2 separate regions of the Homo sapiens genome follow, and region 1 is linked to region 2. The links are chromatin loops, found by intact Hi-C in ENCODE. Cell type or tissue: mammary epithelial cell. All regions are shown on one strand. Links, peaks and the distances in the headings refer to the core of each region. The heading gives the core; the rest is flanking DNA.

Evidence for each region. Peaks named below come from ENCODE experiments on the same cell type or tissue, not always from the same donor. Only the 100,000 strongest peaks of a DNase experiment are listed, where the experiment ranks them.
Region 1: it touches region 2 in a loop (6-fold over the local background); 29 of 110 quality-filtered maps call a loop at or near these places.

What each region holds. Positions count from the first base shown.
Region 1 is chr18:36,008,591-36,025,320 of GRCh38, reverse strand. The region is part of intron 6 of RPRD1A (regulation of nuclear pre-mRNA domain containing 1A); the gene reads left to right. Among named protein-coding and RNA genes, the nearest start is that of RMP24, 44 kb to the right of the region's middle. RefSeq lists a silencer at 1-275. In mammary epithelial cell, for the core only: a CTCF peak has its summit at 7,462 (motif pointing left); no DNase peak of the experiment used is centred there.
Region 2 is chr18:36,082,056-36,098,785 of GRCh38, reverse strand. No RefSeq gene overlaps it. Among named protein-coding and RNA genes, the nearest start is that of RPRD1A, 23 kb to the right of the region's middle. RefSeq lists enhancers at 11,921-12,474, 13,583-14,137. In mammary epithelial cell, for the core only: no CTCF peak of the experiment used is centred there; DNase peaks (open chromatin) are centred at 9,555 and 10,335; H3K27ac peaks cover 1,390 bases.

The DNA of each region.
Region 1 (16,730 bases), core at 5,271-10,270, 72 kb after region 2:
TTCACATAAGCAACTCATTTAATCTTACACAGCAGGATGTATTATCCACATTTGATAGATACAGAACTGAGGCACAGGAAGATTAAGTAACTTGCCTAAGGTCACAAAGAGCTAGTGAGTTGTTTGGAACGCAGAGAATCTGCCTCCAGAGCCAGTGCACTTCATCAAAAAGACACATTGCTTCCTGTTTTTACTTAAATCTAAGATTAAAGCAAATGCTAAAGTCCTATTTTTTCCAACTTTTTCTGCTCCCTCTCTTCTCAGAGGTAATCACTGTCTTGAAATAAAGCCTTCTAGGAACTTTTTTTGTTGTTCTTCTGCATAACTGGATTTTATATTATAAAGAAGAAATCACCTCAATTATGTTCAGCTGTTTTTTAACAAGTAAATACTCTTTACAAGTACAGAAATAAACTTGAAAGTTATTCCACAGAACTCTTTGTAAATTATCACTTAGAACTATGTTATTCCTTTGTAGAAGATGTGGAAATGATTTGAGATATTTAGACTTTTTTGTACCAAGTAGGTGGCATCACTTTGAAGTTGAGACTGAGAGGTGAAGATTTATGTTTTCTGAATCAGCTGTGATACTATCAAGTAATTTTCATCTATTGTGTATCTTTGAACATTAACAGTGGTTGACCAGATACTGATGTGTCATTTGTTGCTGCATTTTTGATAATGGAACATAAATTTAAAGTATCAGTTCGGGAATTGGCCATTTCATATTTCTTAAGGAAGCCATTATTAAAGCATGTGTAATGAATGAAAACATGAAGTGGTTTAAAATTTGTGTTTTAAGACAATCATTATTTTTGAAACTTCTGACTATAGTTGGTTACTAAGCAGAAGCAGATAACTGTTGGGCCGGGTGTGGTGGTTCACGCCTGTAATCTCAGCACTTTGGGAAGCTGAGCTGGGTGAATCACTTGAGGTCAGGAGTTCAAGACCAGCCTGGCTGACATGGTGAAACCCCATCTCTACTTAAAAAAAAAAAAAAAAAAAAATTAACCAGGTGTGGTGGTGGGTGCCTGTAGTCCCAGCTACTTGGGAGGCTGAGGCAGCAGGATCACTTGAACCTGGGAGGTGGAGGTTGCAGTGAGCTGAGATCACACCACTGCCCTCCAGACTGGGCGACAGACCGAGACTCCATCACGCGCGTGCGCGTGCACACACACACACGAGATAACTGTTAAAATAGACTATTAATAACTTTAGTTTACATTTATAATATTTAGGGATTGCTATAGGAATCATTTTACCATTATGAAGTTGAAAGTATTGCATAAACTGTTTTTCAGTTAGCTTATTATCTTGGAAGGCATACATGAATAGGAGAATTAAAATGACATTTTGACTTTGACATTGTTTCCTAGTACATACAAAAGTTATGTTTACAACTTTACTGTTGTCTAAGTATTACAATTACACTTTACTGTTGTCTAAGCATTAGGATTACATATAAAATTACATATAAAAAATGTACGTATCTTAGTTAAAAATGCTTCATTGCTAAAAAAGACTAATCATCTGAGCCTTCTGTTAGTCATAGTCTTTGCTGGTGGAGGGTCTTGCCTTGATATTGATGGCTGTTGACTGATTAGGGTGGTGATTGCTGAAGGATGTGGCTATGGCAGTTTATTAACACAGTGATAAAGTTTGCTGCATCAGTTGACTTCTTTCTTGAAAGATTTCTCTGTAGGATGCAGTACATTTGATAGCATTTTGCCTACAGCAGAACTGCTTTCAAAATTAGAAGCAATTTTCTCAAGCCCTGCTACTGCTTTATCAAGTAAATCCTTTGTTGTCATTTCATCTCCACTGGGAGTAGATTCCATCTCAGGAAACCACTTTATTTGCCCATCCATAAGAAGCAACTCCTCACCAACAAGTTTTATGAGATTGGAGCAGTTCAGTCACATCTTCAGGCTCCACTTCTGTGTCTCGTTCTCTTGCTATTTGCAGCAGATCTACAGTTATTTTCACCACTGAAGTCTTGAACCCCACAAAGTCAGCCATGAGAATTGGAGTAAACTTCTTCCAAACTCCTGTTAATGTTGATATTTTATCTCCTCCCATGAATCATGAATGTTTTTAATGCCATCTAGAATTGTGAATCATTTTCTGAAAGTTTTCAGTTACTTTGCCGATATTCATCACAGGAATGACTATGGCAGCTATATAGCCTTACGAAATGTATTTCTTAAATAGTGAGACTTGAATGTCAAAATTGCTCTTTTATCTATAAGTGGCAGAACACGTGTTAGCAGGCATGAACACTAGTCACATTGTACATCTTCATCAGAGCTCTTGGGTGACCAGGTATGTTGTCAATAGTAATTTTTTATTATTGTTATTTTGGAGACAGTCTCTTGTTCTGTCACCCAGGCTGGAGTAGTCATGCAATCACAGCTCACTGTAACCTCGAACTCATGAGTACAAGTTATCTTCCTGCTTCAGCTTCCAAAGTAGCTAGGACTGCAGGTGTGTGCCACCATGCCTGGCTAATTTTTAAATGTTTTGTAAAGAAGAGTTCTTGCTGTGTTGCCCAGGCTAGTCTTGAACTCTTGGGTCAAGCAGTCCTCCCACCTGGGCCTCCCAAAGTGCTGTGACTACAGGTGGGAATCACTACATCTGGCCAATAGTAATATTTTGCAGGTCTCAACAGTTGGCTTAAAATACTCAGTAAACTATGCTGTAAATAGATGTATTGTCATCTATACTTGTTTCTTTTATAGAGCACAGGCAGAGTAAATTTAGCATAATTCTTAAGGACTCTAGAATTATTCAGAATGGTAAATGAACATTGGCCTCTACTTAAAGTCGTCAGCTACTTTAGCTCCTAATGAGGGCCAGCTTGTTTGTTGAAGCTTTGAAGGCAGGCATTTATTTCTCTCTAGCTATGAAAGTCCCAGGTGGCATCTTCTTCCAGTACCAGGCTCTTTTTTCTACATGGAAAATCTGTTGTTTAGTGTAGCCACCGTCATCAACGACCTTAGCTAGAGCCTCTGGGTAACTTGCTGCAGTTCTTAGTTCAGCCCTTGCTGCTTCACTCTGCACTTCGAAGTTACGGAGACAGCTTCTTTCCATAAACCAACCTCTGCTACTTTCAAACTTTGCTTCTGTAGCTTCTTTACCTCCCTCAGGCTTCATAGAATTGAAGAGCGTTTGGGCCTTGCTGTGGATTAATTAGGCTTTAGTTTAAGGGAATGTGGCTGGTTTGATCTTCTATCCAGACTACTGAAACTTCCTACATATCACCAGTAAGGCTGTTTAGCTTTCTTCTTTGTGTGTACACTAGAGTAGCCCCCCACCTTTTTTTGAGATATTGTGTCACTCTTGTCCAGGCTTGAGTGCAGTGGCTTGATCACGGCTCACTGCAACTTCAACCTCCTGGGCTCTAGCAATCCTTCCACTTCAGCCTCCTGAGTAGCTGGAAGTAGAGGCATGTGATACCATGCCTGGCTAATTTTAAAATTTTTTTGTAGAGACAGGGTCTCACTATGTTGCCCAAGCTGGTCTTGACCTTCTGGACTCAAAACAGTCCTCCTGCCTCAGCCTCCCAAAGTGCTAAGATTACAGGCATGAGCCACCACACCAGGCCTGGAGTGGCGATTTTAGTTTCCTTCGAGAACTTTGCCTTTGCATTCACAGCTTGGCTAATTGGTGCAAGTGGCCTAACTTTTGGCCTGTTTTGGCTTTTGACATGCCTTCCTCACTAAACTTCATCACTTCTAGCTTTTGATTTAAAGTGAGAGACCTATGATTCTTTCTTTCACTTGAACATTTAGAGGCCATGGTAGGATTCTTAATTGGCCCAATTCCAATGTTGTGTCTCAGCAAATAGGGAGGGAGAGACAGGGACAGCCAGTCAGTGGAGCAGTGAGAACACAATGTGTGTGGATTAAGTTTGCTGTCTTAAATCACTGATCACAGATTACCATAATGCATAAGAATAGTGAAGTTTGAAATAGCACAAGAAATACCAAAATTTGACAGACACTTAAGTGAGCACATGCTGTTGGGAAAATGGTACCTCTAGACTTGTTTGGTGCCGGGTTGCCACAAACTCAGCTTATAAGAAAACACAGTATCTTGAAAGTGTATTAAAATGAAGCATGATAAAACGAGGTATGGCTGTATTTGATTTAAATTTAGAATTTGGTAAGATGCAGCTCTGTGGATGTTTCAAAGAAGCATGTGACTAGTTTCTTAATTTATATTTTTGAGGTCTAAATATTGTCCTAAAATATTTTATGTTTAACTGAGTTTTTTCAGGAATCGTGTAATCTTTTAGTTGTTGATAATACAAGTAATTATTTCCATCAAAGGGAAAAAGTTACTTAAGCAAAAGACTTAGCCCTGTTTATGGGCTCTGCATTTTCTGTCCTTTCTTTTTCATGTAATACATTATATGCATCTTACATGTCATTGTTTTCCTTTTAATATATGGATGTATGATAATTTATTTAACTGCTCTGTTCTCTGTTACTTTTTTTTTTTTAAATAGACAGGATCTCACTTTGTCATCCACACTGGAGTACAGTGGCAAGATCATAGCTCACTGTAACCTCACACACCTCCTGCCTCAGCCTCCCAAGTAGCTAGGACTACAAGTGTACCTCACAATGCCTGGCCAATTTTTTATTTTTTTGCAGAGATGAGGTTTTGCTGTGTTGCTCAGACTATTTATTTTTATTGCTTTTCTATTCTTAACAGAATTTCAGAGAACATCTCTTCAGTTAACTTTTCACTCACATATTGATCCGTTAATAATTCTGATAAATTTCTAAAGATGAAATTGCTGATTCATGTTAAAGACTTGATCCTGTTAACCAGTCTTATTGCCTTCTTTGATGATTTCTGAATATTATCTATAAGCCTTCTGTCCAAGGCCATTCATTTTCTCCAGAGGAAAACACACCAGATTTGCTGGTTAGATAACATAGGACATCTGTTTTTTGAACAGTGCTTTTACCTCTTAGCACTGTGATTTGGGTCCCTAGATGCGCACACTCTTTTGCTGAGCTTCTTATCTTCCATCTTTTAGTTATATGGGATAAGGGTTTTACCAGATTCGTGTAGAGTTTTAGTTGATCCTTCTTGTCAACCTTAAGACTTATCATTACATATTAAGGAGACTGGTACTGCAAAGTCCGGAACATATCCAGAATTCCTCAGGATGAATTACATTACTTTCGGTCATTATTTCCTGTTGCAGCTGTCCTCATCTTCCAACAGGTTCGTCCTTTCCATTCCTTTCCTTCCCCTTCCATTCTTTCAGATGGAGTCTCACTCTCTCACCCAGGCTGGACTGCAGTGGCGTGATCTCAGCTCGCTGCAACCTCTGCCTCCTGGGTTCAAGCAGTTCTCCTGCCTCAGCCTCCTGAGTAGCTGGGATTACAGGTGCGCGCCATCACGGCTGTCTAATTTTTGTGTTTTTAGTAGAGACAGGGTTTTGCCATGTTGGCCAGGCTTGTCTCAAACTCCTGACCTCAGGTGACCCGCTCACCTCGGTCCCCCAGAGTGCTGAGATTACAGGCGTGAGCCACCACACCCGGCCGTCCAACAGGTTCTTGACATTGGTATGCTGTGGTCCACTTTCCTCTGTGCTTGTGGATTTCTGCCTGTGTAAATTGCTTTATTATTTTAGTGACTTATTGGGAGGGAGCAGATAAACATGAGTTTGCTCTATCATATAAATGGAAGACTTTTTATGTCTTAATTAAGTAGAACTGTAACATACATGTTTCATAACTGCTGCCAAACCACCCCTGTCTAAGTGGTTGTCATGTACTACCTGGCTTATAAGATGATCTTCTGCTCCCTCTCATATCTCCCTACATCATTGCAACCATATGGATCTTTTAAGAAATCAGATCCCATCACACTCCTCTTTAGAAACTCATCAATGGGCCAGGCGCGGTGGCTCATGCCTGTAATCCCAGCACTTTGGGAGGCTGAGGCGGGTGGATGACGAGGTCAGGAGATCGAGACCATCCCAGCTAACACGGTGAAACCCCATCTCTACTAAAAATATAAAAAATTAGCCAGGCGTGGTGGTGGGCTCCTGTAGTCCCGGCTGCTCGGGAGACTGAGGCAGGAGAATGGCGTGAACCCGGGAGGTGGAGCTTGCAGTGAGCCAAGATCACGCCACTGCACTCCAGCCTGGGCGACAGAGCGAGACTCTGTCTCCAAAAAAAAAAAAAAAAAAAAAATCAATGGTCCCCATTACACTTTTGGATCTTATTTTGAACTCAGACACCATTTAACCTCATCTTGTATCATCTTGGCTTGCATTTTGTTTTTCAGGTATATCAAGCATGTTCTAAAATCAGAGCTTTTTGCTTTGCTGATTGTTAACAGAGAGGGACTGGAATGCTCTTGCCTCCTGCTCTTTCCTTAGCTGGTTCCTTTTCCACTCAGGTTTATATTCCTATGTCAAGTCTTCAGAGAGTCCTACATCCTTTTCTTTTGGTCCCATCTACTCATTCCTCTGGCCCCCTCTTCCCAACTGTATTACATTGTCATTTTGGTTTTTGTTTTTCTTCCATATTCTTTCTATTAATACTTTATATACTTAGTTTTCATGTGCACCTGCCACTAGGATGTGAGTTTCATGAGATGAACCTTGTTTTGTTTTTCATATTTATTACCATGCCCTCAATGCTTAGAGTAGTTTCTGTCTCCTGGTAGGCACTCAGGTGTTTGTGTTAAGTAAATGAATGCCATTAGAAATGTAACTTGGGGCTGGGAGCGGTGGCTCACGCCTGTAATCCTAGCACTTTGGGAGGCCGAGGCGGGTGGATCACGAGGTCAGGACATCGAGACCATCCTGGCTATCACGGTGAAACCCCGTCTCTACTAAAAATAGAAAAAATTAGTTGGGCGTGGTGGCGGGCGCCTGTAGTCCCAGCCACTCGGGAGTGTGAGGCAGGAGAATGGCGTGAACCCAGGAGGCAGAGCTTGCAGTGAGCCGAGATTGCGCCACTGCACTCCAGCCTGGGCGACAGAGCGAGACTCCTTCTTTAAAAAAAAAAAAAAAAAGTGTAACTTGGAAGAGGTATATATTTAAAATTGGTAACTTACTTGTAGCTAAATCAGAAAAGAATGATACTTTAATAAATAAAAATGATTGAAAGACACTTGAGGATTTTGAATAAAATTATATCCAACATAATTGGTTAAATCATTTTAGCAGAGTCCAGTACTTAAAAAGTCTTAAGTGGGCTGTGTGTTCAAGGCATGCAGTTTGTAGAGCTGCAGTTGAGCATTTTGAACAAAGGAGTAAATTATCGTCTTGAAATTGTAAAATTATTTTACCAGCTTGCATTTTTTCCCCTTCTGTAGGAGAATAACACTAACAATATGTGAGAATAACGTGAATAAGAAATGAACAGTAGTAATCCTTAGCATTGTATAAGTACTGAATTTGTAAAGAGTAATAGTGCCATCTAGTGGAAGAGCGGGAGCTACAGATGAAACCAGAGTCCTTAAGCCAGTGTTCATTCTTTTACGTTAAAGTATGTAACAGAGAGGAATTTACACTCTATTGCCCTTTGTGCCTGTTCACTCATTCATGGAATGGAAATGTAATATCAATACTAATGCTAATTACTGTCAAGAGAGGCATTCATAGAACTCTGATGGTTAAAACAATGATGCATATAGGCAGTTACGCTTTCTTGAGACGAAGTCCTTAATAAACTGCTAACAAAGATTACATTTTGTTGTTACTGTATCAGTTCTTAGAAGTGAGATGAGATTGAAAAGTAGTTTGGAGCCACATTGTGGAGGGCACTTGAATGTCAGGCCCAGTAGAGGTTGATAACAGGCCAAAGGGAAGAAAGGAGTGGTGGTGTTGGCAGTGTCTGAAAATGGTTATAGTTGTTGAGTGGATTAGATTGGAGAGAGATTAGCAGTAGGGAGACCAGATGCAACTTAATTAGAAAAATGTGCTCAGCAGTAAAAGCCTGAACTACAGTGGGTGGTAGCAGTGAAGTGTGTGTGTGTGTGTTTTGAGACAAGGTCTCACTCTGTTACCCAGGTTGGAGCTCAGTGGCACAATCATGACTGACTGCACCCTCGACCTCCCAGGGCTCAGGTGATCAGCCTCCCGAGTAGCTGGGACTACAGGCGAGTGCCACGACTCCCGACTAATTTTTGTGCTTTTTGTAGAGACAGTGTTTCACCGTGTTGCCCAGGCTGGTCTCGAACTGCTGGGCTCAGGTAGGTGATCCACCTGCCCTCGCCTCCCAGAGTGTTGGGATTACAGGTGTGAGCCACTGCACCTGGCAGTTTTTTTTTTTATTGCAAAAGTAGTACATGCTTATCATAGTTGAAAAACCATTGATAAGCACATGCAGATACCATCCAAAATTTTTATCACCCATTGAATACCTTTTGGCAAGATTTAGAAGGATAGAATCAGACTGTACATGTCATTTTATATAGTGTCTTTTTGCACATTTACTATAAAAATTTTCATGTGATTATAAATCTCATTTAATAGCTAAATTACATTGTTCTATGGAAGTAGTATTTGTTTAGCCAGCTAACTGTTTAGCGTTTATATTTCTTCCAGTTCCTTGCTATTGAAGAACAGTGCTTTAAATCACCTTTTGGCATTTATGTTACTTCCAGTTTGATACTGAAAACATTGCTCTGAATCACCCTTCAACTAAGTTTTGGCTTATCTGTGATAGTCTTCTCATAAATTCCTAGAAGTAAAATAATTTAAAAAAAGCAAAAGGAGATATGGTTTTCATGCTTGAGTTAGTTACAGTTTTAACAAAACAGGCCGGGCGCGGTGGCTCATGCCTGTAATCCCAGCACTATGGGAAGCCGAGGCGGGCGGATCATCTGAGGTCAGGAGTTCAAGACCAGCCTGACCAACATGGAGAAACCCTGTTTCTACTAAAAATACAAAAATTAGCTGGGTGTAGTGGCAGGCAACTGTAATCCTAGCTGCTCGGGAGGCTAAGACAGGAGAATCGCTTGAACCCAGTAGGTGGAGGTTGCGGTGAGCCAAGATTGTGCCATTGCACTCCAGCCTGGGCAACGAGAGTGAAACTCTGCCTCAAAAAAAAGAAAAAAGAAAAGATATTCTTTGTAATGACATGGGGTTGTGGAAATGGGAACTCTTAACATATTGTTGATGTAAATTCATTTGGTCCACTCTGTGGAGGACAGTTTGGTAATAAGTATCAGAAGCATTTATTTTACATAGTTTTTTTCTCTTTGCCTTTTATCAGATTACTTAAATGTATGTAGTGATTGAAAGTAACTAGTAGACCAAATTCTGGGTGCACAGGGATGGTATAGTTTTATTTTACTGTTTTAAAAAACTTCAGGTAAAATACACATAAAATTTGCCATATTAAGCATTTTTAAATGTATATAGGTCACTAGTGTTAACTATATTCACATGATTTTGCACCTTATTTCTAGAACTCTTCATATTGCAGAACTGAAACTCTGTACCTACCCATTCAACAATTTCTCATTTCCGCCTTCACCCAGCCACCAATTTTTCTTTCAGTCTCTGAATTTGGCTATTCCGGATACCTTATATAAGGGAAAGCATACAGTATTCTCTTTTTGTGACTGGCTTATTTCTTTAGCATAATGCCCTCTAGGTTCATCCAATTTGTAGTACATGTCAGAATTTCCTTCCTTTTTAAGGCCGAATAGTAATCCATTGAATGTATACACTGCATGTTTTCATTTGTCCATGGCTGTATACTTGGGTTGCTTCCACCTCTTGGCTATTGTGAATAATGCTGCTATGGACTGTTGGTGTACAAATAATATCTTTGAGGCCGGGCATGGTGGCTCACGCCTGTAATCCCAGTACTTTGTGGGTGGATTATTTTATGTCGGGAGTTTGAGACCAGCCTGGCCAACATGGTGAAACCCTGCTTCTACTAAAAATACAAAAATTAGCCGGACGTGGTGGCTGGCACCTGTAGTCCCAGCTATTTGAGAGGCTGAGGCAGGAGAATCACTTGAACCCGGGAGGCTGAGGTTGCAGTGAGCGGAGATCACGCCACTGCACTCTAGCCTGGGCGACAGAGTGGGACTCTGTCTCAAAAAAAAAAAAAAAAAGTATGTGAATGTGTGTGTGTGTGTGTGTGTGTGTGTGTGTATATATGTGTATATATGTGTGTGTGTGTGTGTGTGTGTGTGTATGTGAGACCCTACTTTCAACTTGTTGGGGGCATTTACTGAGAGGTTGAATTGCTAGATTATACATTAATTCTATTTTCAAATTTTCTTGAGAACTGACATACTGGTTTCCATAGTGCTACAACATTTTGCATTCCCACCAACAGAGCACGAGGGTTCCATTTTCTCCACATCCTCACCAACATTTGGTGTTTTCTGTCTTTGTTGATAGTAGCTATCCTAATGTATATTAGGTAGTATCTCATTGTGGTTTTGATTTGCGTTTCCCTAATAATTAATGATATTGAACACCTTTTTCATATGCTTATGGCCATTTGTTTAGCTTTGGAGAAATGTCTATTCAAGTCCTTTGCCTATTTTATTTTTATTTATTTATTTATTTATTTTCTTGAGACGGAGTCTCGCTTTGTTGCCCAGGCTGGAGTGCCGTGGCGCGATCTCGGCTCACTGCAAGCTCTGCCTCCCAGGTTCACGCCATTCTCCTGCCTCAGCCTCCCGAGTAGCTGGGACTATAGGCGCCCGCCACCACACCCGGCTAATTGTTTTTTGTATTTTTAGTAGAGACGGGGTTTCACCGTGTGTTAGCCAGGATGGTCTCGATCTCCTGACCTCGTGATCCGCCTGCCTTGGCCTTCCAAAGTGCTGGGATTACAGGCGTGAGCCATGGCGCCCAGCCTTGCCTATTTTAAAATCAGGTTGTTTTCTGTTGTAAGTGATGGTGTCATTTTAGGTTGATGATATTTGTTATAGTCGGGAACTAGAAAGAATTTGGAGACCATCTAACTGACTTTTTACTGGAAATGATTCTGGAATATTTCCTGAAAGATGAGATAGTTTAGCCAGCTTCCGCTTGGAAGTTTCTGGTGTAAAGGGAACATACTGTTTTGAGAGTAGTCTGTTCTATCTTCTGGACAATTGCTAGAAATTTATATGCTTTTTTATTTGTTTATTTTTAATATTTATGACACATGCTGGCAGTAATAGAAATTTATAAGCTTTTTAAAGAAATTAGCAAAAAATATTTGTCCAAATACATATATTCTTTTATATATGTATGTGTATGTAGGTGTGTGTATATTTATATACTCACACTGTGGAGAAAATGTGGAGTACCAAAAATCACAGGAAGATAATAAAAACCACAAATACTGAAAATGCATGACTTGAAACAATATCCCATTATCTGAGTTTCTCTCAGACTCCTTCCTTATGGTTTTTTATGGACCTGTTTTGTTTATAGGATTCTAGATAGATCATTTTGTTGGTGTTTAAGAAATTTTATTTTTGAAACGTTTTACTGTTTCATTATCGTTATTCATGCATTATTTCTCACATAAAATTTTACTTGATTCATGTGTCAGAAATGTAAAAAAACTTTTTTTTACTTGTAAAGATATTCCAGAAAAAAGAAAAATTACATTTTAATATTTTAAAATAAAGGATAAAAATAAAGATGTCATGAAGAGCAACAAAAATGGCGCAGGTCTTTGCATGTCTGAGAGTGGCTCTCCTTCCTGTTCACCCGTGGACAACAGCTTCACTGAATATCTTTTTGTCTTTTGGCCTAGATATTGTATTTTTTTCCTTTATCCTAAACTGACTAGCACCTATCTCGGATATTGGTCTTTCATTAATTTTGCTTGATATTTGATGTGCCCTTATATTGGGAAGACCCAAGTTGTCTTTTATTTTTGCTTCTCAGTTTATAGTTTTTTTCTTAAATCTTATTATAGGTATATTGAATGTTCTGAATCTTCACGCTGCTCATCTTTTGTTTTGCCTCACTTTTCTCATTTTCCTTCACTATTTCCTATGGTTTTGTTGTTGCCATTTTTTGTTATACTAATTCTTCCTTACTGCATGAGAACTCTGCTTGTCTAATGTTGGGAACTTAGATTTTTTTGTCAGATTTTTGTGGTCTCTGTTGAAGAAAGGGATTTATCATTGTGTTTGCTTGGCTAGTTCACAGATTGTACAACTCAGGTCAAGTCAAGAAGGAATCAGGAGTTGTAGATGTTAGTGCCAGAATTTGCTGAGTCAGCCCAGATCTGACTGGGACCTTGCCTCTATTTTTGCCAGCACACCAACCCCGCCATCCAATTATTCTGGTATTGTACTCCCTGAATCCTCCCTGTACCTCTGGAAACCACAGCAGTCACAGCTGTCCTTGTTAAAATGATTTGGAGTGATGACTAAAATATTCACACCTTCAGAGTTTGGCAAAGTCTTGTAGGAATGTTCGGACCTATATAATGTAAATGCAAAATACTGTTTAATTAGCCTACTAATAAACATTAATGAATTTTTACATCTTTAATTATTCTTTTGAATAGAGACTATTTAAACAAACTTCAGTAAATGCAGTAGTCCCCTGCTTATCCTCAGGGCATGTTTTCCAAGACCCATAGTGAATGCCTGAAACTTCTGGTGGTACTGAACCTTATACACTGTATATATTCATGTGTCACTTAACGATGGGATACATTCTGAGAAGTGCATAGTTAGGCATTTTTTCATTGTGTGAACATTGTAGCATGCACTTACACAAACCTAGATGGTATACCTACTACCCACTGAGGCTTTATGGTATAGCCTATTGCTTCTAGGCTACAAACCTCTATAGCATGTTACTGTTGTGAATACTGTAGGCAGTTGTAATACACTGGTAAGTATTTGTGTATCTAATAATGCCTTCTGGTATACCTCTTGAAGGCCCTGAGGCCATTTTACAGTTAACTTTTTTTTATAGAGTATATTCTAACAATAAAAAGTGTAGTAAATACATAAACCGGTAACGAAGTCATTTATTTTCATTATCAAATATTATATACTGTACATAATTGTACTGTACTTTTATACAACTGGTAGCATGGCTGTCACCACAAACACATGAGTAATGCATTGTGCTATGATGTTAGGATGGCTACACTAGGCAATAGGAATGGTCACTAGGTGATAGGAATTTTTCAGCTTCATTATAGTCTTACAGGACCACTGTTGTATATGCAGTCCATTGTTGGCCAAAATGTAATGCAGTGTATGACTGTACTCTTGTTTCTATACAGTCACATTGTATGGGGGTGGTAACATATACAACATGCTGGATTAAGGGATGATTTTTGTCCTGGGTGGAATGGACAAAAAGATGTAATTATGTAAGATGTAATTACGCTACTCAGAACAACATGCAATTTAAAACTTAGGAACTGTTTATTTCTAGAACTTTTCATGTAATAGTTTTGGACCAAGATTGATCTTAGGTAACTGAAATCATGGAAGGTGAAATTGTAGACAAGGGTGGACTCTTACAAAATCTTTACTGTGGCATAAATAGTTTATGACATTTATTTTTGCTGCATATAAGCTATTATTTTACTTATAGGCCCTGAGCTTTTTTGTTTGTGGAAGGTGCACATTTTTGGCATTGGCATTTTTTGCTTGTGTTAATTTTGGGACTATCTCAAACCTCTCTTTTTTAACATCTGCCATTGTTAATGTTGGAGATGTTCATCAGGTTCTTATATAATTAGTTTTTAAAATATATGTATCTTTTTTATCTTGCTGAATCAATGTTTTAGCTTGTCGAGTTTTTAAAAAACTTGACTTTTGTCATTTCTTATTTTGGCTCTGTTGGCTTTGTTTCTTCTGCTGATTTCTTAAGAATATATTTTAATTATAGAAAAAAATAAAATATTTTTACATGTTGAAGATATAAGGCCAGAAAAGAGGACAGTGGTTATTAACTTTTCCTGGTTGACTTTGGTCTTAAATTAGTTAACATTTGGATGGGCAGATTAGCTTTGTAGTGAAGAGTGGGGACTCTGGAGCAGTATTACCTAAGTTTCAGTCCTGCTTCACCACTTACTAGCTCTGTGACATTGGACAACACATTTGGCCTCTGTTTCCTTGTCTGTAAAATAGGGATAATAATTGTACCGACTTTATGTGGTTATTATGGGATTTAAGTGAGTTGGGTGCTTAAAACTGCCACACATACAGTAAATACCTCAGAGGTTTTAGCCCCCAACAAAAAAAACTTGGAGATTTTCTAGCTAGCATATCTCTAGCGTTTAACCAGTGAAATTATGTAGTTTTATGGGGATATTCTTGAGTTTTCAGATGTCTGTAGTATTTTTATGTCTATAGCGCAGTGGTCCTCCCAAAGAGGAAGTGTTTGTTTTGCTAGTTAAATCTTAGTATCTCAGTGATTGCAACTGGGTTCCCAAGTTTTAAACAATATGTTGAATCAGTTTTTTGAGATTCTGGCTTATCTGAGTCAAGCCTACTTGTCTGCTGTTTATGAAATCTATCTCCTTTCAACTGGAGGTAATAAAGTATTTGCTGTTTACCCTTTTGGCACTTCTTCATGATTTCTTGGAAGTAGTTGTTTCAGAAATCAAGTTGGTGCGAAGTGTTTTCTCCTCCCCATATTCCCCCACCTGCCAGTATTCTCAAATATGATTGATGAAGTTAGGACACTTGGATACAATTAAAGTGGTGTTTGTGCCATTTCCTTGCCTGATTTAGATTTTCACTCTCTTTTGTAGAGAAAACAAAAGACATTGATGTCCTACCCTTAACTTCTATTTTAAGGTGTTAGACTGAGTTGCAGCTTTTGTTTTGTTTTGTTTTTTTTGAGACAGGGTCTCATTCTGTTTGTTGCCCAGGCTGGAGTGCAGTGGCACGATCATAGCTCACTGAAATTTTGAGCTCCTGGGCTCAAGCAATCCTCCCACCTCAGCTTCCCAAGAAGCTAGAACTACAGGCACACACTACCACACCTGACTGATCTTTTTTTTATTTTTATTTTTATTTTTTATTTTTTTTATAGAGACAAGGTCTTGCTGTGTTGCCCAGGCCTGTCTTGAATTCCTGGGCTCAAGCGATCCACCTGCCTTGGCCTCACAAAGGTGCTGGCATTACAGGTGTGTGCCACCAGGTCTGACCATCTTCAGCTTTTCCTAGAATTTATAGAAAAGAGAATATATGTTAGAATATAATAAAGAATTACATAAAACAGTATATTCTGTCCTTATATTAAATAACTAACATATCATACCATATTATATAGTATACAAAATTCATATATTACAAAGATGTATGTAAATATATCTTACATACTACATTACATGTCTGTTGATGGCAAAGATAGATATAATGAAGGGAGAGAAATGAAATGGAGACGGGAATGAAATGGGGGAGAGACAGATGAAATGCAGGGGTTGAGAGGGTGCACTGTGGAGTTACAGAGCTGCACTGTTCACTAGGCAGCCACCAGCCACATGTGCTGTTTAACTTAATCAAAATTAAATAAGAATTAAAATCCAGTTTCTCAGTAGCAGTAGGCACATTTGAAGTGCTCACTAGCCACGTGTGGCTGTTAGCTACCATGTTGGGTAATGCAGATAAAGAACATTTCCATTGTCACAGTAAGTTCTATTCATAATGGTTGATAAAGATTGCCAAAAAGATAAGTATTGATGAAGTAAATAGAGACATAGGAAATGAAGAAATTGTATATGTAATATCTCTGCCCTAATAAGAGAAGAAATGCTGTGGGTGCCCCAGAATAGGCAGTATTCACAGAAGATGGAACAGTGACAGGATTGAGTTAAAGATTTCACATCCTAGCATGTACTGTTGTAAAGGTGGAAGCATTCACACAAACGTTCCATGTCAGAAGTGAGACACCTAGAAGCAGGAGGTTGGAACAACACACAGTGACTCCATTGCAGTGGAATGGCGGGTAAACCCCTCCATATCCTCCTTTCTTGGGCCAGGTAGCAATGTGAGGAGTCTGCCTGTGTTGGAGCTTGGAACGGGGGAAAAGGGCAGTATCTTCTCCAGGCTGATGAGGGCCAGGAGTGATTGAGATAATCAATATGGAAAACCAGTTGCTGGGATAATCCATGTTGAATCTTTTCCATCCTACTGACGGCCCAAGTAGGTTATTCATACAGTCTGTACTTTAAGTAAAGGTGGTTGAACCACTAAGCATTTTTGGAAAGACAATACATAAGAAAGAAAGCTCAAAGGGAAGAACTTCCCCTAGGAAATAGTTAATACAAAAAAAAAATTATAGTAATGTGAAATAACTGCTGAAAATGCCTGAATATCTAGAGTTTCCTCTCCCTACTCCCATACCCAGTTAGTGTCCATCAGAAAACAGGGTGTCCTTACAGCCGTGTGCTGAGAGTATCTTCACTTCTTATCAGCAAAGTAATGTTTGGGAATTCTAGGCAGGTAAGCAGGGAAACAACATAAGTAACAGAGTCAAAACCATAATGGCTGTGAAATGAGAGGAGAGTGGAACAAGTGAGATATTTTGTGAGATTTTGGAAAACTGAAATTGTGCTGATGTGGTTTAAACTTGATGTAGTAAGTGGTGCTCTACCATTGCACATAATGCATTCCTAAATATATATGAAAATGTCATACAAAATTTCAGCATCAAATGGGTATAAAAACATACAGAATTTCAGTATATCAAAATTGATATACCATGAGGGGCAGTTATTTTTTTCCTAGAGAGATTTTTAAAG
Region 2 (16,730 bases), core at 6,663-11,662:
CAGCTACTTGGGAGGCTGAGGCAGAAGAATGGCATGAACCCGGGAGGTGGAGCTTGCAGTGAGTCGAGATCGCGCCACTGCACTCAAGCCTGGGTGAGAGAATAAGACTCCGTCTCAAGAAAAAAAAAAAAAAAAAACGCTGAATGAGAGATATGCTATGTTCATAGATTGGAAAAAAACATAATAAATGTTTTCATTTCAATCAAAATCATTGCAGGATCTTTTTAAGTATAGACAAGCTGATTCTTGAATTTATATAGAAAGGCAAAGGAATGAGAATAACCAAAACTATTCTGAAGAAGCATAAAGTTGATAGAATCATACTATCTGACTTTCAGACTTACTATAAAACTACCATAATCATGACTTGGTTGTTCTGACCAAGGGAAAAATATACAAATCAATGAAGTAGGATAGAGAGCCTAGAAATAGACTTACACAAATATAATCAACTTATTTTTGACACAGGTGAAAAGACAATTCAATGGTGTAATAGCAGTCTTTTCAAAAAATAGTGTTGAAACAACTGAACATTATGGGCAAAAGAACAAAATGAAAATCCAAACAAAACTTTATCCAAAATGGATCATAGATATGAATATAGAACCATAACACTTTTAGAAGAAAATATAGGAGAAAAATCTTCCTAACCTGGGGTTAGGCAAACTTGAACCAAAAGCACAATCCATAAAAGAATAAGTTGATAATTTGTTTCAGAAAAATTGAAAATGTTTGGGCAGGCGCAGTAGCTCACACCTATAATCCCAGCACTTCGGGAGGCCAAGGTAGGAGGATTGCTTGTGCCCCGGAGTTCAAGACCAGCCTGAGCAATTGAGCAGCATGGTGAGACTCCATCTCTGCCAAAAAATAAAAAAGTAAAAAATTAGCTGAGCATGGTGGCATGTGCCTGTGGGCCCAGCTACTCAGGAGGCTGAGATAGGAGGATCCCTTGAGCCTAGGAGGTCAAGGCTGCAGTGAGCCATGTTGGTGCCACTGTGCTCCAGCTTGGGCAACAGAGTGAGACCCTGTCTCCTCCACCAAAAAAAAAAAAAAATTGAAAATTTTTGTTTTGTCAGAATAGAAAAGAGAAACTATGAACTGGGAGAAAAATATTCGTAAATCACATATCCAACCAAGAACTTGTTTTCAGAATATAAAAACAACTCTCATAACACAATGGTGAGAAAACAAACAACCTAGTTCTTTAAAATGTGGGAAAAACTTGAATAGATATGTAGATATGTCACCAAAGAGAACACATGGCGGCACATGAAAAGAGTTCAATAGCATAAATCACTAAGGAAATGCAAATTAACACCATAATGAGCTGTCAGTATTCACCTCCTAAAATGGCTAAAATTAAAAATTCTGACAATATCAATATCCAGCAAGGATGTGGAGTAACTAAACTTTCATACATTGGTAGTGGGTATGCAAAATGGTACAGCCTCTATGGAAAACAATTTGGTAATTTCTTACAAAGGTAAATATACAACTACATTATGGGTACATTATGACCCAACAATCCCTCTCCTGTGTATTTGCCCTAGACTAATTAAAACTTAACATTTGCACAAAAACTTGTATAGCAGCTTTATTCACAATCACCAGAAACTGGAAACCACCCAAGTGTCTTTCAACAGTTGAATGGATAAATAATGCTGTGGTATATCTGTGTAGTGCAATACTACCCAGTAGTGAGAAGAATAAACTACTGACACAGGCAACAACCTCCATGAATACATGGTGATTTTGCTAAGTGAAAGAAGGCAGACTCAAAAGGTTACATATTACATGTTTCCATTTATATGGTACTCTGGAGAAGATAATATGATAGGAAGAAAAGATCAGTGGTTGCCCAGGGTTCATTTTGGGAAGGCTGTGACTGTAAAATACTAGCATAGGAGTTTGATTTTTGGGGGGCAGGGGTTGAGAGATGGTAATGGAATCATTCTGTATCCTGATTTTGGTGGTGGTTACACAAATCTATATGTAGTGAATCTCACAGAATTCTACTGCATAGGAAAAAAGTAACTTTTCCTAAGTTTTTTTCTAAAAAAGGATGAGGTGGATATTTCTCTTGATTGAACAATACAGTGTAAAATATTGAGTACACACCACACCTGGGTGTGGGTGTACTTACAGAAATTTTGGAAGGATACACAGTACAGTGGAAGACTTTTGTATTCTTTATACATTTCTTTACTTGAATCTTATTTTTTACCATCTTTTTTATTGTGGTAAAATATACAATAACATAAAATTTACCTTGTTAATCATTCTTAAGTGTACAATTTAGTGGCATTAAGTACACTAACATTGTTGTGCAGTCGTCACCACCATCCATATTCAGAATTTTTATGTCTTCTGAAAGTGAAACTGTGGATCCATTAAACAATAACTCCCCATTTCTTCTTTTCCCAGCCAAACACCATTCTACTTTGTCTTTCTGATTTTGACTACACATTTAAGTGGAACATACAATATGTGTCCTTTTGTAACTGGCTTATTTCACTTAATATAATCTTATCAAAGTTTTTTCATTTATGTTGAAGCATGTGTCAGAATATCACTTTTTTAAAGCTAAATACTATTCCATTGAATGCATATAACACATTTAGGATGTTATTTAAACCCATGCAGTAAGCCCAACTTAGTAGAACCAGTCTGCCACCTTGTGGAATTTTAACACAACTTCAAATTTTACAAATTGAGAAGATGACTAATTTAGAAATGATGCTACTAGTGTTCAATTACTAGCTATTTTTTTGGTGTAAATTTAAAGAACTAGTTTTATTTAACATAACTGTGCAAGAAGTATGTGAAGAGAAACTCAAATGCTGCTGATGGGCCAAAATATTTGAGTACATGTAAAGTTATTTCCTATTCTTGGATAGGAGGAATGGACTACAAACATGAATTAAGTGGTCATGGAGAAAGACGCAAATGGCTTTTTATCATATAAAAGCTTACATATTACAGGATTTCAATCTCACTCATACAAGAAAATGCAATTTAAAAATTGTCTACAAAAAATTGTAGACAAAACAAATTTATCTCCAAAAACGTTGTAGACAAAAAATTATCTACAACATGGATGAACCTTGAAAACATATGCTAAGTGGGAAAAGCCAGATACAAAAGAATAGATATCACAGTTGTCCTTTATTTATTTATTTATTTATTTATTTATTTATTTATTTATTTATTTTTGAGACGGAGTTTCGCTGTTTCGCTCTTGTTGCCCAGGCTGGAGCGCAATGGCATGATCTCGGCTCACTGCAACCTCCGCCTCCCGGGTTCAAGTGACTTTCCTGCCTCAGCCTCCTGAGTAGCCGGGATTACAGGCACTCACCACCACGCCCAGCTAATTTTTACTCCCACTTCATCTTAGCCGAAAACATTTGGCAAATGGGAAGAGATTATGAAGTAAGAAAAAATAGCATTTACTAAGGTCTACTATAGTCCTCTACATAATTCTACCCAATCCTCATAACAGCCTTACTATATAGGCCTTATTAGTTTCATATTGCAGATGACTAAAACGAAGTTTGGAGAGGTTAATTGGTTTGGTTAAAGTCCTAGAGCTAGTTGATGCCACAGAAGAAACTTAAACTCCTGTCTACGGTCTCCAAAGTTGAAAATTTGGGAGTTCAAGTTTGGCATCTTTACTTTTCCTTTTTTTTAAACAAGGTCTCACTCTGTTGTCCAGGCTAGCGTGCAGGTGGCACAATCATAGCTCACTACAACCTCAAACTCCTAGACTCAATTAATCCTCCCACATCAGCCTTCTGAGTAGCTGGGACTACAGGTGCACGCCACCATGCCGGTTTTATTTATTTATGTATATATTAGTAGAGATGAGACCTTGCTATGTTGCCCAAGCTGGGCCTTCCTGCCTTCCTTCCTTCTTTCCTTCCTTCCTTTCTTTGTTCTTTTATTGGGGACATCCTTTCTTAAAAGAGATTTTGCAGTCGGATGTCTGATGTCCTTTTTCTCCATTTCCTATGAGATGTGTGATTCCACTGTTAGAGATACAGCACATATCCTGAGCTACGAGGGGTTGGCTGACTGTAGATTTTCTTCTTCGCAGGAAAAGTACAAGGTTCTGGATAGGGAGGCATGAAGTGGCTGATATGCCTGCCAAACAGGCTAGGCTTGCTGGGCTGCACCATAAAATGCCAGGGTTTGAACAAAGGAGAAACATCCTACTATTCCAGAATTTGGCTGGAACATCCCCTGATCATTTTAGAGAAACACTGCCAAAGGAGCATGCTCATGGATGTGAGACAAAAGTCACAATGGATCCAAAAACTATTCATTCAACAAGTACTTATTGAGCCCCTACTATAACCAGACACTGTTCTGTGCAGTGTTTGTTAATTAGAAAAATAGACCCAAATCCTTGCTCTCATTGAACGTTTATTCTAGTAAGAATAGGCAGAGAGGCTGGGGTCAGTAGCTCACTCCTGTAATCCCAGCACTTTGGGGAGGCAGAGGTAGGAGGATTGCTTGAGGCCAGGAGTTCAAGACCAGCCTGGTCAACATAGCGAGACCCTGTCTTTACAAAAAAAATAAAAAAAAGAATAGGCGGACAAGAAGTAAGTTAAATAGATAAACAATGTAGTGTGCTAGAAAGATATTTTACAAAAAAAAAAAAATGTTGGGCCGGGCACAGTGGCTCACGCCTGTAATCCCGGCACTTTAGGAGGCTGAGGTGGGAGGATCGCTTGAGGTCAGGAGTTTGAAACCAGCCTGGCCAATGTGACAAAATCCTGTCTCTACTAAAAATACAAAAATTAGGTGGACATAGTGGCATGTGTTTGTAATCCCAGCTACTGAGGAGGCTGAGGCATGAGAGTCACTCGAACCCGGGAGGCGGAGGCTGCAGTGAGCCAAGATCATGCCACTGTGCTCCAGCCTAGGTGACAGAGCAAGACTCTGTCAAAAAAAAAAAAAAAAAAAAACAGAAAGAAAGAAAAGGAAAAAAAGAAAGAAAGAAGAAGAAACCACGTGATTTTTCTGTTCAACGCTTTGCAACAACTTCCCATCTCACTTATGCAAAGTAAAAGCCAAAATCCTGGCAGTGGTTTATAAGACCCTATTTGATCATTGTTCTCTCCTCACGCCCCATCTTACTGTCTCCTACTCCTCTCCTCTTTGATCACCCACTCCAGCCACAGGAGTTCTCCGTGCTGCTCCTGAGCCACCCCAGGCACCTTCCTGTCCTAGGGCCTTTGTATTGGCCATTCGCTCTTTGAACACCCCGAAATAGCTGCACGGGTCACATGTCCCCTCCCTCAGATCTCAGAGTGGCACCTTAGTAAGCCTGTTCCTAGTGAACCAAAATCCCAACAGCCATATTCCTTCCTCGACATTACTTTTCCACATGGCACATAGCACAACTAACACACCATATTATGCTTTCACCTGGTTCACTCTTCACTTCCACAGAAGCTCTGACGGAGACACAGATTTTTGTTTGTTTTATTCATTGCCCTATCCCTAGTGCCTGGCTTATATTAGGTGTTCAGTATGTCAATGCCTTCCAGCCAAAGACCACCAGGAACATACCTGTAATTGAACAAGTTGAGTTTTTGGCTTGTTGTCATGAAAGAGAATGTACAAGAGGGGGAACCATGGAATGGCTTGGTATGTTAGCAAGGAGGATTTGGGCTTAAGTTAGGTGATTTGGCAGAGGTTTCAAGGAAGTGAGGTTTTGCTCTGAATTGAATGATGCCAGGAAGCAGGAATAATTATCTGATTGGGTATTTTAATAAATTTTTTTTTAGAAGGGGGAAGAAGAGAGCAAGGCTAAGGATATAATTGGTAAAGAAGCAGCAGTTATATTAGCAGGAAGAGGAGGCTATTTTTGTGGTTTACACAGTGACTTTATTTTTTCCTGTTCTTGGATAAAATTTATGAAGTGGTCTTGTTTTTGTTTGGTTTGGTTTTTGTCTCACTTTACCGAGGTCATAGAGTGCCCTTGTCTGATGTAGGTGCTCTGTGAGATTGTTTATGTTCATCAGAAGAATACCATGACCTGTCTGTGATGCCAGATGAGCTCCTAACACCACAGAGGGCCAGGTGATAGAGCCAGGCCAACTGCACATGTCAGTGGTTGCTTTTCTCCTTTTCAAGTATGTATTTGTTAAATGATTGAGTGAATGATTATAATGGTAGTCTTCATAAACCTAAAAGGCTATCATGTGGAAGTAAAGTTAGGCTAATTTTATAAGAATTCAGAGAATAGAATTGGAACAATGGGTCCAGGCATGGGTGGCTCATGCCTGTAATCCCAGCACTTTAGGAGACCAAAGCAGGTGGATCACTTGAAGCCAAGAGTTTTAGACCAGCCTGGCCAACATGGTGAAACCCCATCTCTACTAAAAATACAACAATTAGCCGGGTGTGGTGGCACATGCCTGTAATTCCAGCTACTCAGAAGGCTGAGGCACGAAAATCACTTGAACCCAGGAGGCAAAGGTTGCGGTGAGTCAAGATCGTGCCACGGCACTCCAGCCTGGGTGACAGAGCAAGAATGTCTCAAAAAAAAAAAAAAAAAAAAAAGGATTGAGACACTGGGTAAAGTCAGACAGTCAGCAAGCTTCAGCTTACCATAAAAACTTTTTAAAAATGAGCCCCCCACCCCTGCAGGGAGATAAGTGTCAATTGCTTGAATTCTTTACAGAATCTGGAGGGGACATTGTAGAAGTGATTAAGGCACCACACGGAGTGCTAGAGCTAGATGTGATGGCCTCAGATTTCCTGAAGTTCTAGGAAGATCTGCCAATGCTTCCTTGGCCTTTCAGGGTGCTTCCTATGAAGATCTGAGCAAGAATCAGTCACTGGCTATCCTAAGATAAGGAAGAAGTTGTCCAGGCCTTTAGGATTTCGCAGAAGAGAAGTGAAGACAGATGTAGAAGCAAATATCTGCAGTGCAGTTCTTCAGGGCAGTTTTGAAGAAGTAGTTGCCACTGGGGCCAATTTTGCCCATATAAGACATTTGGTGATGTGTGGAGACATTTTTTATTGTCACAAGGAGTGAGGAGTTTGCTACTTACAAATAGTTAACAGAGGCCAGGTTGCTGCGAAGCATCCTCTAATGCACAGGACCACTTCCCACATCAAAGAATGATCTCTGGCAAAATCAGTCCAGGTTAAGCATTCCTAATCCAAAAATCCAAAATCTAAAATGCTCCAAAATTGGAAACATTTTTGCTGACATGATGCCACAAGTGGACAATCCATACCTGACTTTATATGATGATTTGCAGACAAAATGCAGGTGCACAACACACAGTTTATTTAACATCCCCAAGGGAAAAAAAGATTTTCCCAGGCCCCTTCAGTTTTGATACATCTTTTCCACACATGCCAGATGTGTATGTCATGTTTTACTATTAAGCACTTACATGTGAATAAGTGTAAGAAAATGATGGCTTATTGGTAGCGTATAAATTCAGAGCCAGGAATGATGGTAATGACAAGCAATCACAAATTGTCCACTTGGGTGACTAAAATAATGACACCTTTGCTTTCTGAGGGTTCAACTTGGTTTTATGCACAAAATCATTTAAAATATTGTATAAAATTACAGTACCTTCAGCATATATATAAAACATAAGTGAATTTTGTGTTTAGACTTGATCCCATCCCCAAGATATCTCATTATGTATATGCAAATGTTCCCAAATCCACAAAAAATCCAAAATCTTTAATACTTCTGGTCCCAATCATTTGCGGATTTTTGTTTGTTTGTTTGTTTTTAGAGGCAGGGTTTTACCATGTTGGCCAGGCTGGTCTCAAACTCCTGGTCTCGAGTCATCAGCCTACCTCGGCCTCCCAAAGTGCTGGGATTACAGGCTGAGCCACTGTGCCCCACACATTTAGGATAAGGGGAACAACTTGCAGTGCCAAGATTGAGAAACCATGGTTCAGAGGGATAGGTAAGAAGTTGTCAATACTCATAGAGAGGAATGGGTCATGCTGCTTCTAAGGGAAATGGGAAACAAATGGTCTTACAGAGGAGGTGATATCTGATGTGGGTTTTGAGGAGGAATAGGAAATCCTTGGTAAAGAAATGCTTACTATGTTCAGACACAATGGTTCAAGCCTGTAATTCCAGCACTTTGGGAGGTCAAGCCGGGTGGATCACTTGAGACCGGAAGATCAAGACCAGCCTCGCCAACATGTCGAAATCCTGTCTCTACTAAAAATACAAAAATTAGTCGGGCATGGTGGCACGTGCCTGTAATCCCAGCTACTTCAGTGGCTGAGGCAGGAGAATTGCTTGAACCCGGGAGGCGGAGGTTGCAGTGAGCCGAGATCACAGTACTGTTCTCCAGCCTGGGCGACACAGTGAGACACTGTCTCAAAAAAAAAAAATGCTTAATTTATTTTGGAAAAACATTCTCAAATATTTGCAGAGAATAAAATGCCTGGATATTGCTGCAAAATAATCCAGTAGGGACGGTGGTGGGTAAAACAGCAGAATTTGCCCAGGAATTGATAATTGTTGAAACTAGTGATGGATACATGGAAGTCCATTATACTTTTAACTTTGGTATATGCTTAGAAATTTCCATAATACAATTTCAAATTGAGTTTTCTTTTTTTTATTGTGGCAAAATATACATAACATAAAATTTATCATTTAAACCTTTTTCTGTTTGCTTGTTTTTTGAGACGGAGTCTTGCTCTGTCGCCCAGTCTGGAATGCAGTGGTGTGATCTCGCCTCACTGCAAGCTCCACCTCCCGGGCTTCAAGTGATTCTTCTGTCTCAGCCTCCCGAGTAGCTGGGACTACAGGCACATGCCACCACACCTGACTAATTTTTGTATTTTTAGTAGAGACAGGGGTCTCACTAAAATGTTAGCCAGGCTGATCTTGAACTCCTGACCTCAAGTGGTCTGCCTGCCTTGGCCTCCCAAAGTGCTGGGATTACAGGCATGAGCCACCATGTTCCGCCACCAGTTAAACCATTTTTAAGCGTACAACTCAGTGGCATTAAGTACATGCACAGTGTTGTGCAGCCATCACCACTATCTACTTCCAGAATGTTTTAATTATCTCAAACAGAAACTTTATACCCACTCAACAATAACTCTCTGTTCCCTCCCTCCCCTCTTCCCCCTACCATTGTTTAAGCTCTACTCTACCTTCTGCCTCTATGGATTTGCCTATTTGAGGTACCTCATGTAAGTGGAATCACACAAAATTTGTCCTTTTGTGTCTGGCTTATTTCACTTAGATAATGTTTTCAAGGTTCACTCATTTTTCACATGTATCAGAATTCCATTCCTTCCGTGTTTTCTTTCTTTCTTTTTTTTTTTTTGAGACAGAGTCTCACTCTGTCACCCAGGCTGGAGTGCAGTGGTATGATCTCGGCTCACTGCAACCTCTGCCTCCTGGGTTCAAGCAATTCTCCCTCCTGCCTCATCCTCCAGAGTAGCTGGGACTACAGGCATGTGCCAGCATGCCTGGCTAATTTTTGTATTTTTATTAGAGACAGTGTTTCACCACGTTGGCCGGGCCAGTTTCAAACTCCTGACCTCTCAGGTGATTCACCCAACTTGTCTTCCCAAAGGTTGGGATTACAGGCATGAGCCACCATGCCTGGCCAGAATTTCATTCTTTTAATGACTGAATAATTTTCCATTGAATGCACAGTCATGTGTCGCTTTATAACAAGAATATGTTTTTAAGAAATGTTCCAGGCCGGGCATGGTGGCTGATGTCTGTAATTCCAGCACATTAGGAGGCTGAGGCGGGAGGATGGCTTGAGCCAAGAAATTTGAGACCAGCCTGGGTAACATGATGAAACCCTGTCTCTACAAAAAATACAAAAATTAGCTGGGTGTGGTTGTGTTGCCTGTAGCCCCAGCTACTCGGGAGGCTGATATGGGAGGATCGCTTGAGCCTAGGAGGCAGAGGTTGTAATAAGCCAATATTTGCACTACTGCATTTCAGCCTGGGCAACAGAGTGAAACTCTGTCTGAAAAAAAAAAAAGAAACTATAAAAAAGAAAAAGAAAAGAAATGCACCATTAGGCAACTTTATCTTTGTCCAAATATCATACAGTGTACTTACACAAATCTAGATGATACAACTAGGCTATATCATATAGCCTACTGTTTTAGGCTACAAATCTGTATAGTATGTTATAGTACTGAACACTGTAGACAATTGTAACACAATGGTATTTGTGTATCTAAATCTTTCTAAATGTAGAGAAGGTACAGTAAAAATATGGTATGAAAGATTAAAAAATGGTACACCTGTATAGGGTACTTACCACGAATGGAGCTTGCAGGACTGGAAGTTGCCCTGGGTGAGTCAGAAAGTGAGTAGTGAGTGAATGTGAAGGCCTAGGACATTACTGTAGACTCTATAAATACTATACACTTAGGCTGCATTAAATGTGTAAAAATGATTTTTTTCTTGAATAATATATTAACCTTAGCTTACTGTACTTCATAAACGTTTAAATTATTTTTTGACTCTTGTGTTTTAAATACTTTTTTCAATAGTTTTTGGGGAACAGATGGTGTTTGGTTGCATGGGAAAGTTCTTTAGTGGTAATTTCTGAGATTTTGGTGCACCCATCACCCAAGCAGTGTACACTGTACACAATGTGTAGCCATCGGGTTTTTTGTTTTTGTTTTTGTTTTTGAGACAAGGGCTCACTTTGTCACCCAGGCTGGAGTGCAGTGGCATAATCTTGGCTTATTGCAACCTCCGCCTCCCAGGTTGAAGCGATTCTCCTGCCTCAGCCTCCCAAGTAGCTGGGATTATAGGCACCTGTCACCACGCCTGGCTAATTTTTGTATTTTTAGTAGAGATGAGGTTTCACCATGTTGGCCAGGCTGATCTCGAACTCCTGGCCTCAAGTGATCTGTCTGCCTTGGCCTCCCAAAGTTCTGGGATTACAGGCATTAGCCACCGTGCCAAGCAGCCACCATGCCCGGCTCCCAATGTGTAGCCTTTCATCCTTCACCCTCCCTTCCTGACCTTCCCCCAACAGTCCCCAAAGTCCATTATATCATTCTTACGCTTTTGTGTCCTCATAGCTTAGCTCCCTCTTACAAGTGAAAACATATGATATTTGGTTTTCCAACCCTGAATTACTTCCCTTAGAATAATGGTCTCCAACTTTATCCAGGTTGCTGCAGATGCCATTACTTCATTGCTTTTTATGGCTGAGTAGAATGCCACATTTTCTTTATCTACTCAGTTAGTGGGCGTTTAGGCTGATTCCATATTTTTACAATTGTAAATCGTGCTGCTATAAACATGCTTGTGCAAGTGTCTTTTTCATGTAATGACTTCTTTTTCTCTGGGTAGGTACCCAGTAGTGGGATTGCTGGATCAAATAGCAGTTCTACTTTTAGTTCTTCAAGGAATCTCCATACAGTTTTCCATAGTGATTGTACTAGTTTACATTCCCACAAGCAGTGTGAAAGTGTTCCCTTTTCACCACATCCACGATACCATCTGTTATTTTTTGATATTTAAATTATTGTCATTCTTGCAGAAGTAAGGTGGTTTCACATTGTGGTTTTGATTTGCATTTCCCTGATAATTAGTGATATTGAGCATTTTTTATATGTTTGTTGGCCATTTGCATATCTTCTTTTGAGACTTGGCTGTTCATGTCCTTTGCCCACTCTTTGAAGGGATTATTATTTTTTTTCTTGATGATTTGTTTGAGTTTCTTGTAGATTCTGGATATCAGTCCTTTGTTGGATGTATAGTTTGCTAATATTCTCTCCCACTCTGTGAGTTATCTTTTTACTCTGCTGATTATTTCTTTTCTTCTTCTTCTTTTTTTTTTTTTTTTTTTTTTTTGACAGTCTCACTCTGTCAACCAGACTGGAGTGCAGTGGTGGCACAATCTCAGCTCACTGCAACCTTAGTCTCCTGGGGTCAAGCGATTCTCATGCCTTAGCCTGCCAAGGAGCTGGGACTACAGGCATGAGCCACCACACCCTGTTAATTTTTGGAGTTTTAGTAGAGACGGGGCTTCGTCATATTGGCCAGGCTGGTCTCAAACTCCTGACCTCAAATGATCCACCTACCTTGGCCTCCCAAAGTGCCGGGATTACAGGAGTGAGCCACCGTGTCCAGCCTTCTGCTGATTATTTCTTTTGCTGTGCAGAAGCTTTTTAGTTTAATTAGGTCCCATTGTTATGGAATCATTGGAGTGTTGCTTTTTGGCTAGAAACCTCTGTGGCTGGTGGCACCTTTGCCCAAGTTTTGCTCAAACTCACTAGGCTCATTTTGCCCACTCAGCCTGGTAGGCTGCGCTCAGCTCACACTACCGGCCTGGATCACATGCCTCCCAAAGGCCCGGATCCCATGTCTGCTAAGGGTGAGTCAGGCATGGAACAGTGAGGGGTATGTGAGCAAGCATGGGGTCTGGCCACTGTGTACAGTCAGACATGCCAGCTGCTACAGCGGGGCAGGCGGCTCCACATGCTGGCATGGGCACCAGCTCTCTGCGAGGCTGTGGCCAGACCAGGCTCACTGCAAGCAGCTTCCATGGCTGGCAGTGGGGAACGTGGTGATACCCGGAAGCTTGGAGATGCCAGAAACCACAGAGCCCCAAAGAGGCAGTCATAGTTATGGCTCAGGGAGCTCCCAGGTATGGGCTCCCCGAAGGGCTGCAGCTCTTCTCTCCTTCTCTTTGCCTACAACACGGTGAGCAAGAGGCATGCTTCAGTCCTGTTTGTGCTACAGCTTTTTTACCCTTGACATTCAGCAAGTTCCAAGTTGTTGTCCTGCAACCAGGAAGAATGAGGTATGCAGGTAAGTGAAGGGTGAGCAAGATGAAAAGGAGCTTTATGAGCAATAGGACAATTCAGAGGAGCCCCGCAGGGAGCAGCTCCTTTCTGCATCCAGGGTGTCCTGTCAAATGTTCAGCTTTTAGCAGAGAGGGTAGCTCCTCTCTGCAGGCAGGTCATCCCAACAAGTGTTCAGCTCCCAGCAGAGAGGGTACCTCCCCTCTGCAGCTGGTCGTCTTGTCATCTGTCCAGCTCTGGCTGACCCCGGGGCTTTTATGGGCCTCAGAGGGGAGGAAGTGTGTGCTGATTGGTCCATGGGTGGCCATGGATGGGCCCAGAAAAAAGACACCACAAGTTTTCATTCCGGCGCTCAGGACTCGCAGCCCAGCCCCCAGCCTTCAAGCCCTCCCTGGCCTGAAGGTGGGGTCTCACTAGGGATCCACCCTTTTTCACCCAGAAGCCTGTCTCCCTCCTGCCACCATCCATGGCATCTAGGGTGCAGAGTGCGAGAGCTTGAGTCCTGCTCCTGGGAGGGTGGGCCTCCTGCTTGCACCATGGAGCATGCAGGCATCCCCAGCTGTGCCTCCATGCAGCCTGGGGTGGCAGCTCCAGGTCCTCGCTGGGCCCCTCTCTGCCCACCCCTCCATGCCCAACTGTGCTGCTCCCCCACAGCGGGGGGCTCCACCCAGCCCCATCATAGCAGCCTATCATGGCAGGCTCCAGGGAGCTCCCGCTGGTCCCTGATTCTAGCTGGCCTCAGGCCCAGCTCTGCCACCTCATCAGGCCTTCCCTGCAATGGCAGTAGGTGACAGCAGTGACGCAGGGCCAGGGTCCAGAGTGGCAGAGCCTCTGGGCCTGGAATAGGTCTTGCCTGGCCATGCAAGGGTGGGGGCAGTGCAGTTGGCTGCCTCAGGAACACTGGGCACAGGGGACCCACTGCTGCTGTTGCTGCTTTTGCAGCTGCTCCTGCCGCTACCACCCGCGCCCCCCCTCTGTAGCCCATGTGACAGCAGCGGCCACTCTAGATGGCCTGCATCTGCCATTACCATCTATTTATCTTTGTTTTTGTTGTATTTGTTTTTGGATTCTTGGTCGTGAACTCTTTGCCTAAGCAAATGTGTATAAGTTTTCCCGATGTTATCTTCTAGAATTTTTATGATTTCAGGTCTTAGATTGAAGTTTTTGATCCATCTTGAGTTGATTTTTTTGTATAAGGTGAGAGACGAAGAACCAGCTTCATTCTTCCTCATGTAGCTTCCCAATTATCCCAGTGCCATTTATTGAATAGGGTGTCCTTTCCCCACTTTATATTTTGGTTTGCTTTGTTGAAGATTAGTTGGCTATAAATATTTAGCTTTATTTCTGGGTTCTCTATTCTGTTTCATTGGTCTACTTGCCTATTTTTATACTAGTGTCATGCTGTTTTGGTAACTATAGCCTTGTAGTATAGTTGGAAGACAGGTAATGTGATGCCTGTAGATTTGTTCTTTTTGCTTAGTCTTGCTTTGGCTTTGCAGGGTCTTTTTTGGTTCCCTATGAATTTTAGGATGATTTTTTTCTAGTTCTGTTAAGAATGATGATGGTATTTTGATAGGAATTGCATTGAATTTATAGATTGCTTTTGGCAATATGGGTATTTTCACAATATTGATTCTACCCATCCATGAGCATTAGATGTGTTTCAATTTGTTTGTGTCATCTATGATTTCTTTCAGCAGTGTTTTGTAGTTTTCCTTGTAGAGATTTTTCACCTCCTTAGTTAGATATATTCCTAAGTATTTTTTCTTTCTTTCTTTCTTTCTTTCTTTTTTTTTTTGAAGCTGTTGCACAAGGGGTTGAGATCTTGATTTGGTCCTCTGCTTGGTTATTGCTGGTGTACAGCATTGCTACTGATTTGTGTATATTGATTTTGTATCCTGAAACTTTACTGAATTCATTTATCAGATCTAGGAGCTTTTTGAATGAATCTTTATGGTTTTCTAGGTATACGACCACATCATCAGCAAACAGTGACAGTTTCATTTCCTCTTTACTGATTTGGATGCCCTTTATTTCTTTCTCTTGTCTGATTGCTTTAGATAGAACTTCCAGTACTATGTTGAACAGAAGTGGTGAAATTGGGTATCCTGTCTGGCTTCAGTGCTTAGGGTGAATGGTTTCAACTTTTCCCCACTTGGTATAATGTTGGCTGTGAGTTTGTCACAGATGGGTTTTATTATCTTGAGGTGTGTGTCTTCTATGCCGATTTTGCTGAGGGTTTTAATCATAAAGGGATGCTGGATTCTATCAAATGCTTTTCCTGCATCTATTGAGATGATCATATAATTTTTCTTTTTAATTCTCTTTATGTGATGTATCACATTTATTGACTTGCATATGTTAAACCATCCCTGCATCCCTGGTATGAAACCCACCTGATCATGGTGTATTATCTTTTTAATATGCTGTTGGATTCAGTCAGCTAGTATTTTTTTTTTTTTTTTTTTTTTTTTTGAGACAGAGTCTCACTCTGTCACCCAGGCTGGAGTGCAGTGGTGCGATCTCGGCTCACTGCAAGCTCCGCCTCCTGGGTTCACGCCATTCTCCTGCCTCAGCCTCCCGAACAGCTGGGACTACAGGCGCCTGCCACAACGCCCGGCTAACTTTTTGTATTTTTAGTAGAGACGAGGTTTCACCGTGTTAGCCAGGATGGTCTCAATCTCCTGACCTTGTGATCCGCCTGCCTCGGCCTCCCAAAGTGCTGGGATTACAGGCGTAAGCCACCGCGCCCGGCCGTTAGCTAGTATTTTTTGACAATTTCTGCATCTATGTTCATCAGGGATATTCGTCTGTAGTTTTCTTTTTTTGTTATGTCCTTTCCTGCCTTGGGTATTATGGTGACACTGGCTTCACAGAATGACTGAAGGAGGATTCCCTCTTTTTCTATCTTTTGGAATAGTTTCAGTAAAATTGGTACCAATTTTTCTTTGAATTCCTGATAGAACTCAGCTGTGAATCTATCTGGCCCTGGACTTCTTTTGTTGTTGGCAATTTTTTAAATTACTGTTTCAATCTTGCTACTTGTTATTGGTCAGTTCAGAGTTTTTATTTCTTCCTAATTTAATCTAGGAGGGTTATATATTTCCAGGAATTTATCCATCTCCTCTAGATTTTCTAGTTTGTGTGCATGAAAACTAGTAGCCTTGAATGATCCTTTGTATTTCTGCTGTATCAGTTGTATAATAATATCTCGCATTTCATTACTAATTGATCCTGTTTGGATCTTGTCTCTTCTTTTTTTGGTTAATCTTGATAATGGTCTATAAAGTTTATTTATCTTTGCAAAGAATCAGCTTTTTGTTTAATTTATCTTTAGTTGTTTGTTTCTTTCAACTGTATTTTGTTCTGCTCTGATCTTTGTTACTTCCTTTCTCCTGCTGGGTTTGGGTTTGGTTTGTTCTTGTTTCTCTAGTGCCTTGAGGTGTGACCTTAGATCGTCTATTTGTGCTCTTTCAGACTTCTTGATGTAGGCATTTAATGTTATCAACTTTCTTCTTAGCACCACTTTTGCTGTGTCTTGGAGGTTTTGATAAGTTGTGTCACTATTATTGTTCAGTTCAAAGAATTTTAAGATTTCCATCTTGATTTCATTCTTGACCCAAAGATCATTCAGGAGCAGATTATTTAATTTTCTTGTATTTGCATAGTTTTGAGGGTTCCCTTTGCAGTGAATTTCCAATTTTATTCCACTGTAGTCTGAGAAGGTACTTGATATAATTCTGATTTTTATAAATGTATTGAGACTCGGTTTTTGGCCTACCAAATGGTCTATCTTGGAGAATTTTCCATGTGCTAATGAAAAGAATGTGTATTCTGCAGTTGTTGGGTAGAATGTTGTGTAAATATCTGTTAAGTCCATTTGTTTTAGGGTATAATTTAAGTCCATTTTTTCTTTGTTGACTTTC